2 separate regions of the Homo sapiens genome follow, and region 2 is linked to region 1. The links are chromatin contacts, found by Hi-C or POLR2A ChIA-PET in ENCODE. All regions are on one chromosome and are shown on one strand. Each heading gives the region's core, a stretch centred on a gene start or an enhancer-like site at or near the end of the contact. The rest is flanking DNA. Distances are from core to core; before and after follow the strand shown.

Region 1 (4,585 bases), core at 499-2,998:
AAAGGACAGTTCTACCCAGAGGGGCTTTCCAGTAGGGCTTTTCTATGTTTTTCCTTCTCAGACATACACCGGGCAGCCAGGTAGGCCAGCTAGGAGTGGGGCTGACTCATCCATTAGGCCCATCATACTTTTAGCGGTCCACAAAATGTTTTTATTCTTTTAAAATTTAAATTTAATTTCATTAATTTTTTTTAATAGACAGGGTTTCGCTATGTTGCCTAGGCTGGACTCAAACTCCTGGGCTCAAGTGATCCTCCCACTTCAGCCTCCTGAGTAGCTGGGACTACAGGTGCTCTTTCTTCCTAAAAATATGTTTAGTAATGGATGATTGGATGCAGAAAAAAAAATATATGTTTAGGTTGAAGAAAACACTTTAGACTGGGAGCAGTGGCTCAGGCCTGTAATCCTAGCACTTTGGGAGGCAGAGGCAGGTGGTGACATGAAGTCAGGAGCTTGAGACCAGCCTGGCCAACATGGTGAAACCCCATCTCTACTAAAAATACAAAAATTAGTCGGGTGTGGTGGTGAGTGCCTGTAATCCCAGCTACTCAGGAGGCTGAGGCAGGAGAATCACTAGAACCTGGGAGGCAGAGGTTACAGTGAGCCAAGATTCACCACTGCACTCCAGCCTGGGCAACATAGGAAGACTGTCTCAAAAAAAAAAAAAAAAAAATATATATATATATATATAATTCATATATTCATCTTTATGCCAACCCAGTGGTAAGATAATAATTTTTTAAAAAATTTTTAATGGAGAAAGGGTCCTTTGAAAACAAAAGTGCCTAGGACCCAAGAAAGTCATTGTCTGTGTGTGTGTGTGTGTGTGTGTGTGTGTGTGTGTGTGTGTAGCAGGGAAGGGAGAGGGTGCTTTCTTCTTCCAACATTGACAGCTCATGCTAGACTCCTAGGCACCTGCCTGGCCACCACCCCCTTTAAATGCCGCCCCCTCTCCCGGGGTACACCTGGCCTCCCTGAATGGGCCCACCTGCCCCGAGGCCTGGCACGAAGAAGCCAAACAAAAGAACAAAGATTCCTCAACAATCCCAGGGTCAGAAGAATCTTCTGTACCAGGCTTGGAAAATGCACCTGCGGACTATGACATACTTGGGCAAAGGGCATTGTGGGGCCAGGGAGGAGTTCAGGAGCTGTGCAGGAAGAAGGAGGGAGGGCAATGCTATGTTGTAGAAAGGGTGAGCTCATTAAACTTTACAATCCCCCTGATACTGACCCCATTTTACAGACGAAGAAGCATGGGCTCAGAGAGGTTGAGGAGCTTGCCCAAGCTCACAGCTGGGATTCAAACTTAGGCGTCTTTGGTCCGACACCCATGCCCCAGCTCCCTCGTCACAGATCCCTGGGATACCTGACTCAGCCATTGTAGGGCCGCGGGCGGGGCATAATGGACAGCTTCTAAGCTGACCACCCAATCCTCCCCAGTGGCTGTTCTCCATTCCTGCTTCCCAGAAACCCATCCTTCCCGGGCTGATCCTACAAAGGATCTTCTATAATAGGATCTTGGGGCCTCAATTTCCCTTTTGTGCGTGTGCTGGGGCAGGGATCTTCCTCTAGGAATGAGGAAGAGAGAGAGACAAGAGAAAAGCATGGCCTTTCTGCCCCACTGTGCTAAGCCCCCAGCCAGGGTCCTCCCGGAAGCCCAACTCCTGCCGCGCGCGGCCTGGCGTGCAGGAATGGAGCTCGGTCCCTTTAAATCCCGCCGAGGAACGCCTGAGGGCCGGGCCGCGCCATTCCCGGATCCGCCGGCTGGGAATCGCGGGTCCCCGCGCGTCCTGCAGCACTTCCCGCGCCGCGCCCCCAGCCCAGTGCGCCGGCTCTGTGCCGGGGTGCCCGGGCGGTCGGGAGAATGAGCCGCATCTACCACGACGGCGCGCTCCGGAACAAGGCGGTGCAGAGCGTCCGGCTGCCAGGGGCCTGGGACCCCGCCGCCCACCAGGGGTAGGCCTGGGCTCACGGCCTCGGGTCGGCCTCCCCTGCCCCGGCTCGAACCCCGCAACAGGATCGGGTGGGGGGGTGGGATGCGGGTGGGGGAAAACTGGGGTTGCCAAAGCCGCCTCTCCGCCTTCAGTCCGCCCCTCCAGTCCGCCGCTCCCGGCGCCCCTGCCGCCGCGCCCGCCCAGCGACCCCATGACACAGATCGGCTTAAAGCTCCCCGCCTGTCCGCCTGCCCTCGAGAGAGGGTCCCGACCCCCAGACAGGTCTCCGAAGGCTGGGCTTCGCCTCACGCCGACCTCCGGCCCCACCCCACCCGCGTAACTATAAACTCCAGCTACTTGCCGCGCTGCTTTTGCACAGACTCATGCCCTGCCCCAGAAGGGACAGTGGCCGTGCTGTGGCGGGAACAGCGGGCGGGCTGGTCCAGAGCAGGGCCTGCCTGGGTGAGGAGGATTTGGAGGGCCAGGCCCTGTCGTCACAGGGTTATGAGGCCGAAGGGACCATTCCATTTACAACTGCGCTGAAGAATTGTGCTAAGTGAAATAAGCCAGATACAGAAAGACAAATACTGTGTGATCTCGTATATGGAACCTATAAAAGCGTTGAACCATAGAAACGGCAGAACAGACCAGGCGCTGTGGTTCACGCCTGTAATCCCAGCACTTTGGGAGGCCGAGGCGGGTGGATCACTTGAGGTTAGGAGTTTGAGACCAGCCTAATGGTGAAACCCTGTCTGTACTAAAAATACAAAAATTAGTCGGGCGTGGTGGCAGATACCTGTAATCCCAGCTATTTGGGAGGCTGAGGCATGAGAATCGCTTGAACCTGGGAGGTGGAGGTTGCAGTGAGCCGAGATTGTGCCACTGCACTCCATCCTGGGCGATGGAGCAAGACTGTGTCAAAAGAAAAGAAACAGTAGAACAGTGAACAGTGATTGCCAGGGGATAGTGGATGGGGATGGGGTAATGATCAAAGGTACAAACTTTCAGTTATAGAATAAACAATTTCTGGGGACCTAATGTACAGCATGGGGTCTGGTGGGTGTGTTCATTAATCTGTGGTAATCATTACATAGTGTGTACTTAAATCATCACGTTGTGCACCTTGAATATATACAGTCTTTTGTCAGTTAAATATTTAGAAAAATAATTGTGGGGGGTGGGGAAGAATTGGATAGAGACCAGCTAGGTAGAGTTTTCACTTCCCACTCCCATCCCTATTCCACTGTCATCTTCAGCTGTCCCCATGCTTCTCCATTTCTGTGGATGCAAAAAAGGAAGCCTCCACGTTCTGCTTTTATGAAAACCAGAGTCGAGAAGCCAGGGGTCCACTTCCCCTCAGTGAAGGACCGTGTGATCTTGGACTAGTCTCAGACTTCTGAGTTTTGGTTTCTTCACCTCTCAGTAATAACCATTTCCTCGGGTTAATGACCACCTGGATATGAATGAGAAAAGGAATATGAGAGTGTTTAAAAACAGGTGGAAAGGGAAAATAGTTTATTGCAGCTTAGATACCTACCCTCACATTTGGACCAATAAAAAAGTAAAATCTTTTGTATTTAGTAATCACTTAATAGCTTACAAAACACCTTCACACACATGATCTTGTGTCAACATCAGAGGAGCAGAGTGAGGCAGCTGTTTTCCTCCCCATTTTGTAGATAAGACTGAGGCTCTGGTTCCAGTAACTCCCAGTGGCCTTGTAGGAGGGGGCCATAGCTTGATCTTAGGGCAGCCTGACAAGGTTCCTCCTGGCATCTGGGCAATGCCCCAGCCTTTGGGACCCTTTGGAGATCCCTATGTCGGAAGCACGGGGAAAGGAGCTGCTCAGTACCCAGCCTTCTCAGGGCTGGGTAAATAGGAGACACGGGTGAGATTTGCTGAGGACTGACAAAACTGGCTATCCTTTCTTTCCCTTTCATCCCCAGGGGAAATGGTGTCCTGCTGGAGGGAGAACTGATCGATGTATCTCGGCACAGCATCTTGGACACTCATGGCAGGAAGGTGAGGATGCTTCCTCGGTGCTAGCTAGAGGGCACTGACTTCACGGTCATCATCCACTGTGGCATCTCCTTGTGCTGGGTCCTTCCAGTGCCATGAGTTGGGATTCTTGATGGGCTTAGAAAGCAAGTGGGAAGTAGGTCAGGAGATTTATAGCCAAATGGGACCACCAGCTGGAAGAATAGTTTAAGGCTGTGTTGAGCAGCAGACAGGTGGGAGGGCCTGTGTTCTTGCCAGAAGAGCCTGGGTCATGGCTGAGAAGGCAGACCAGGCCCTAAACCCCAGTCTTGCCTGAATGTAAACTCTGACAGTGTCTGGGGCTTCAGTTCCCATGTTGATGTCCTGGCTGCCTTTGCCCTCTCAGCCTCCTGGGGTCATGTCCTGTATCACCACCCCATCTCAGGTGTCTGTGGGTACACCTGGCATTTACCATCCAGTACTAGCCTGTGTCTTTTTTCGGAGCGCTAGTTCCGACTTTCCACTCCCCCTTCAAATAGCCCCACCTAGATGTGCTGACCACCTTATCTCCTTGATCTCTATAACTGAGCTTGGTCTCTAAAAATGCCCCCTCCAGTAGGGCCAGAGGCCTGGTGCTACATGGAGCCTGCATGTCCCTCCTGTACCCCATGAGA
Region 2 (4,071 bases), core at 1,234-3,733, 170 kb before region 1:
CCTGAGAGACTGCTCAGGCCAGCCTCTGTAGACCAGGTCTAGTGAGTTCCTCCCCATCCCTGAGGCTGGCTACTCAGAGCTCCTTCCGACCCTGCCCACACCCCTTTCCCAGCTTCTCTCAGGAGAGCAGTTACCTGGCAAGACAGACCCTGCGGGTGCCTGCCGAATCTCGGTGGCCTCATGGTAGGGGGCTATAGCTGGCCTCTGGCCTGTAGTCTGGGTGGCAGGAGATGGCTGTTCTGATGCCCAAGCTCAGGCTGTTCCCTGGAAGGGCCTGGCTGATGGCCTTGGCAAGGCCTGGAGCCACCCCTGATGTGAGTGGTGCTCTCTCTGCAGTGTGAAGCTGAACGAGCACTTCCTGAACACCACGGACTTCCTCGACACCATCAAGAGCAACCTGGACAGAGCCCTGGGCAGGCAGTAGGGGGAGGCGCCACCCATGGCTGCAGTGGAGGGGCCAGGGCTGAGCCGGCGGGTCCTCCTGAGCGCGGCAGAGGGTGAGCCTCACAGCCCCTCTCTGGAGGCCTTTCTAGGGGATGTTTTTTTATAAGCCAGATGTTTTTAAAAGCATATGTGTGTTTCCCCTCATGGTGACGTGAGGCAGGAGCAGTGCGTTTTACCTCAGCCAGTCAGTATGTTTTGCATACTGTAATTTATATTGCCCTTGGAACACATGGTGCCATATTTAGCTACTAAAAAGCTCTTCACAAAATTGTCTGCTGTGTTTGTCCCTGAGGGGAGGAGGTAGTGGGACCCTGAGGCAGAGGCCCTGCTAGAGCTGGCAGGTTCCCCTGGGGCAGACCAGAGCACCTCAGGAAGGGGCTGCCACGGCAGGGAAGGGACCAGGCAGCCCTGGGAGCCCGCATTCCACAGGGGCCCACTGCGGAGTTCTCGGACACTCAGGGCACAGGCCTGTGGGTTCCCTGGAATTTTCTAGCATGATCCAGTTTCTGTGTCCAGTTCTCCATTCTGAGAGTCAATCAGTTCCTGATAGGTTGTCATTGATTTTTTTCTTCGTTGGTTTTAACCTTCTAAACATCTCCAGGCCACTTTCTTAGCCTTTTTCTAGGTACTAAAAAGAGGTCCTACCCACACCTGCCTCACACTTCTCCTTTCCAAGGCTGCCTGAGTTTGGAGGGGCTTGGGTGTGTGTGAACAAGGGCCCTGCATTGTCTAGGCCTGCAGTTCCCAGGCTTGGGTTCACTTTCACCATGCATTGGCAAAACTAGAAAAGTAAGCTTGTGACAAATTGTTCTCGGCCGGGCACAGTGGCGCACGCCTATAATCCCTGTACTTTGGGAGGCTGAGGTGGGTGGATCACTTGAGGCCAGGAGTTCGAGACCAGCCTGGCCAACATGGTGAAACCCCATCTCTACTCAAAATACAAAAATTAGCCAGGCGTGGTGATGCGCACCTGCAGTCCCAGCTACTCGGGAGGCTGAGGCAGGAAAATGGCTTGAACCTGGGAGGCAGAGGTTGCAGTGAGCCGAGACTGCACCACTGCACTCCAGCCTGGGTGACAGAGCAAGACTCTGTCTCAAAAAAAAAAAAAAAAAAAAAAAAAAAAAAATTGCTCTATGCAAGTTTTTTAGCCCCATGTAAAAAGGAAAAATAAAAGTTGCTCTAAAGCTACATATAATCAAAAGGACTGTCCTCTGCATAGTAAGTTCTGCAAAGCTTCTTCTTTTTGGTGTTAAAATGTCCTGGAGAAGAGTTGTATAATCTTTATAAAGTCCTGGCCAGGTGTGGTGGCTCATGCCTATAGTCCCAGCACTTTGGGAGGCCAAGGTGGGAGGATCACTTGAGCCCGGGAGTTTGAGGCTGTAGTGAGCTATGACTGCACCACTGTACTCCAGCCTGAGTAACAGAGTGAGACCCCATCTCTCAAAACCCCATCTTACAAAGTCCCTTTCCTAAATACTGGGGGGACTCCTATGGCTCCTGAAACCCGACCATTGCGGTAGACTGAGTGGCTTTGGAAGGGCTCTAGCCCTCCATCCACACTGGTGACCCCCCGCTTGCTTTTCCTGAGTAATGCCCTGAAACTCTCAGGGCTATAAGAAGAAACGTGGACTGCTGGCTCTAGCAGGCCCAGCCCCTGGGAGGAAGCTCAAGGCTTCCTGCCTCTTCTTGCCTGTCACCAGCACGGGGCTGGCAGCTCTGCAGAACGCAGCCTCTGAAGCCCAGCCTGGCATCGGGAGCTGGCTTCTTTCCTGAAGCCATGTGGGTGGGTAGGGAGGGGAAGCAGCTTTTCTCTGCAAGTGGTGGGAATACAGGGGCCGTGGCCCACACCACTCTCTTGGGCCCGGGGCAGCTGGCTATAGGCGCCTGGCCCTGCAGGGGGCCATTCCAGTGCAGAGGATGGTCTCAGCCTCCCCCGGGCCCTGGGAGAGTGCAGCCCTGCTGTGTGGGGCTGGGAAGTTTTGCTGGGAGTTCCTGCTGGGAGTGAGGGCCAGGTCCCCAAGAGCTGGGGAAAGAAGCATTTGCAGTCACCTCACTAAAGAATATTCATTTATTTATAATTATTGCTAAGTAAACTTCTCTTTTAAACAGGAACATAAAAACACAGTAGGGCTTTGCACAAGTGGAATCTCTAAACAGTTGGTTTGTATACATGTCAAAATAAGTTAGAATGGAATTTGTCCAGGAGTTTCCAAGTCACCCGAGAGGCTGTGCACCTCTTTTGAGAAGGTTAGGGAGGGGTACAGACAGGAGCCTTGCCAAGACCACCCCCCAGCTCAAACTGTGAGTTGTGCTGTTTCCTCCTCCTAGCTTTGCCCAGGTCCAAGGCACAGGGCAGGGGGCGTTCAAGTATCGAACCTCACAGAGGGCCAGTGCTGACGGCGGGGCTGGGGGAGGGAAAGGAGAGCCCCACCCTGGGGGCCAGACCTTCTCCCTTCAGTTTCCAAGACCAAGGCCACTGCACTGGCAGGAGGGAGGAGGAGGAGGAGAGGTACAGGGTTCTTTTTGGTACCAGGGGAGAAAGACGTGGGAAGAGGTAGTTGCAGGGGATGATGCCTTCTGCTCAGCAGGAGAAAATGTCTTATACAGTGACGGGGTCACTGCCACCTGAGGGTCATCATGGCGGGCACCTGGGAGGTCGTGGGGCTTCGGGGTCTGGAAGCCATACTTGGGCCACCTTGTCCACCCCTCAGTCCTGATCACAGTCACCCTGAGGCCTGGCTTGGTCCTTCACTTAAGGATCCAGCCTTGGGGGTGGCTGCGCTGCAGATTGGTTCCTCCCACCGCAGGCTGTTCCCTTCTCCGGGTTTCTAGGCTGAAGCTAGTGGCTTCATCTGTGCCTTTGGGGAAGACCCCTGCTTGCCCCTCCCCACTGAGGCCTCAGGAGGCAAGTGGGTGGGGGGGTCCGGGTGCCCTAGAGTTCCTGAATGTGCTATTTCACTGCCCTGGGCCTGTCATCTCTGGTTCCAGGGGCAGGAGCTGGCGTGGGAACAGAGGGGAAGAGAGCAGGCGAGCGAGGGAGCTAGCTGTTGGCTGAGCAGAGTCAGCAGCCCTGACAGCCGAGGATGGGACATGGGACAGAGCAAGTCAGCGACTGCAGGAGCCAGGCAGGGGTGGAGGGCTTCCCAGCTCTGCCTTCTCCTGCCTCCCACCCCAGCCTGCTGAGGCTGCTGCCAGCGGCTGCACCTCCAGGGCCAGGGTGACAGTCCCCATGGAGCCCCAGTCCTGCCCGGCCAGGCTGCTCGGGGTGGGTGGGTAGGAAGCACGCACAGCACATTAGGAAGCTTACGCTTGGAAAAAGAAAATGCATCTCCATCAGAAAAGGTCATAGGTGACACACAGTTGGAAAGAAAAAAATAATAAGTTACCTTCAGAAGACCCCCTTTGCTCAAAAAAACCCTTGATTTCCCTCTGTGGGCTTTACTTTCCTTTTTAAAATACGTTGCTCTTTCCGGGAAGCTGCTGACTCGTGGCTATCCCCGTCGCAAGGTGGACACTGAGGAATGAGAAATGACTGCGGTCCCCCTCCCCGACAGGTGGTCCTGGGCCTCCCCCAAGGACAGCCCTTCTTGGTCCCCTGTGATGCCCTCACTCCGCCCTGCCCTGCCC

What was found. Hi-C counts contacts between places; a loop is a spot of excess contacts on that map. ChIA-PET counts read pairs that join two places held with the same protein, here RNA polymerase II (POLR2A). Pooled maps may share reads with other maps.
Region 2: a map of aorta shows a loop between it and region 1 (3-fold over the local background). The contact joins the promoter of ZNF710-AS1 here to the promoter of ARPIN in region 1. A Hi-C loop is called at or near these places in 61 of 168 maps with a recorded cell type or tissue (CD14-positive monocyte, Caco-2, GM20431 and 39 more), 1 of 37 single-sample maps with no recorded cell type and 34 of 50 pooled maps. POLR2A ChIA-PET finds 5 or more read pairs at or near these places in 9 of 52 experiments (CD8-positive, alpha-beta memory T cell, HCT116, HEK293 and 6 more).

What each region holds. Positions count from the first base shown.
Region 1 is chr15:89,910,115-89,914,699 of GRCh38, reverse strand. ARPIN (actin related protein 2/3 complex inhibitor) reads left to right here and starts at 1,748. Exons shown (of 6, transcript NM_182616.4): 1 at 1,748-1,956; 2 at 3,881-3,956. The coding sequence starts at 1,865. ARPIN-AP3S2 (ARPIN-AP3S2 readthrough) reads left to right here and starts at 1,748. Exons shown (of 10, transcript NM_001199058.2): 1 at 1,748-1,956; 2 at 3,881-3,956. The coding sequence starts at 1,865.
Region 2 is chr15:90,080,619-90,084,689 of GRCh38, reverse strand. ZNF710-AS1 (ZNF710 antisense RNA 1) reads left to right here and starts at 2,483. Exons shown (of 2, transcript NR_146321.1): 1 at 2,483-3,251. It overlaps ZNF710 (zinc finger protein 710), which reads right to left. Exons shown (of 5, transcript NM_198526.4): 5 at 2,499-4,071. IDH2 (isocitrate dehydrogenase (NADP(+)) 2) reads left to right here. Exons shown (of 11, transcript NM_002168.4): 11 at 337-1,645. The coding sequence ends at 424. RefSeq lists enhancers at 1-211, 212-712.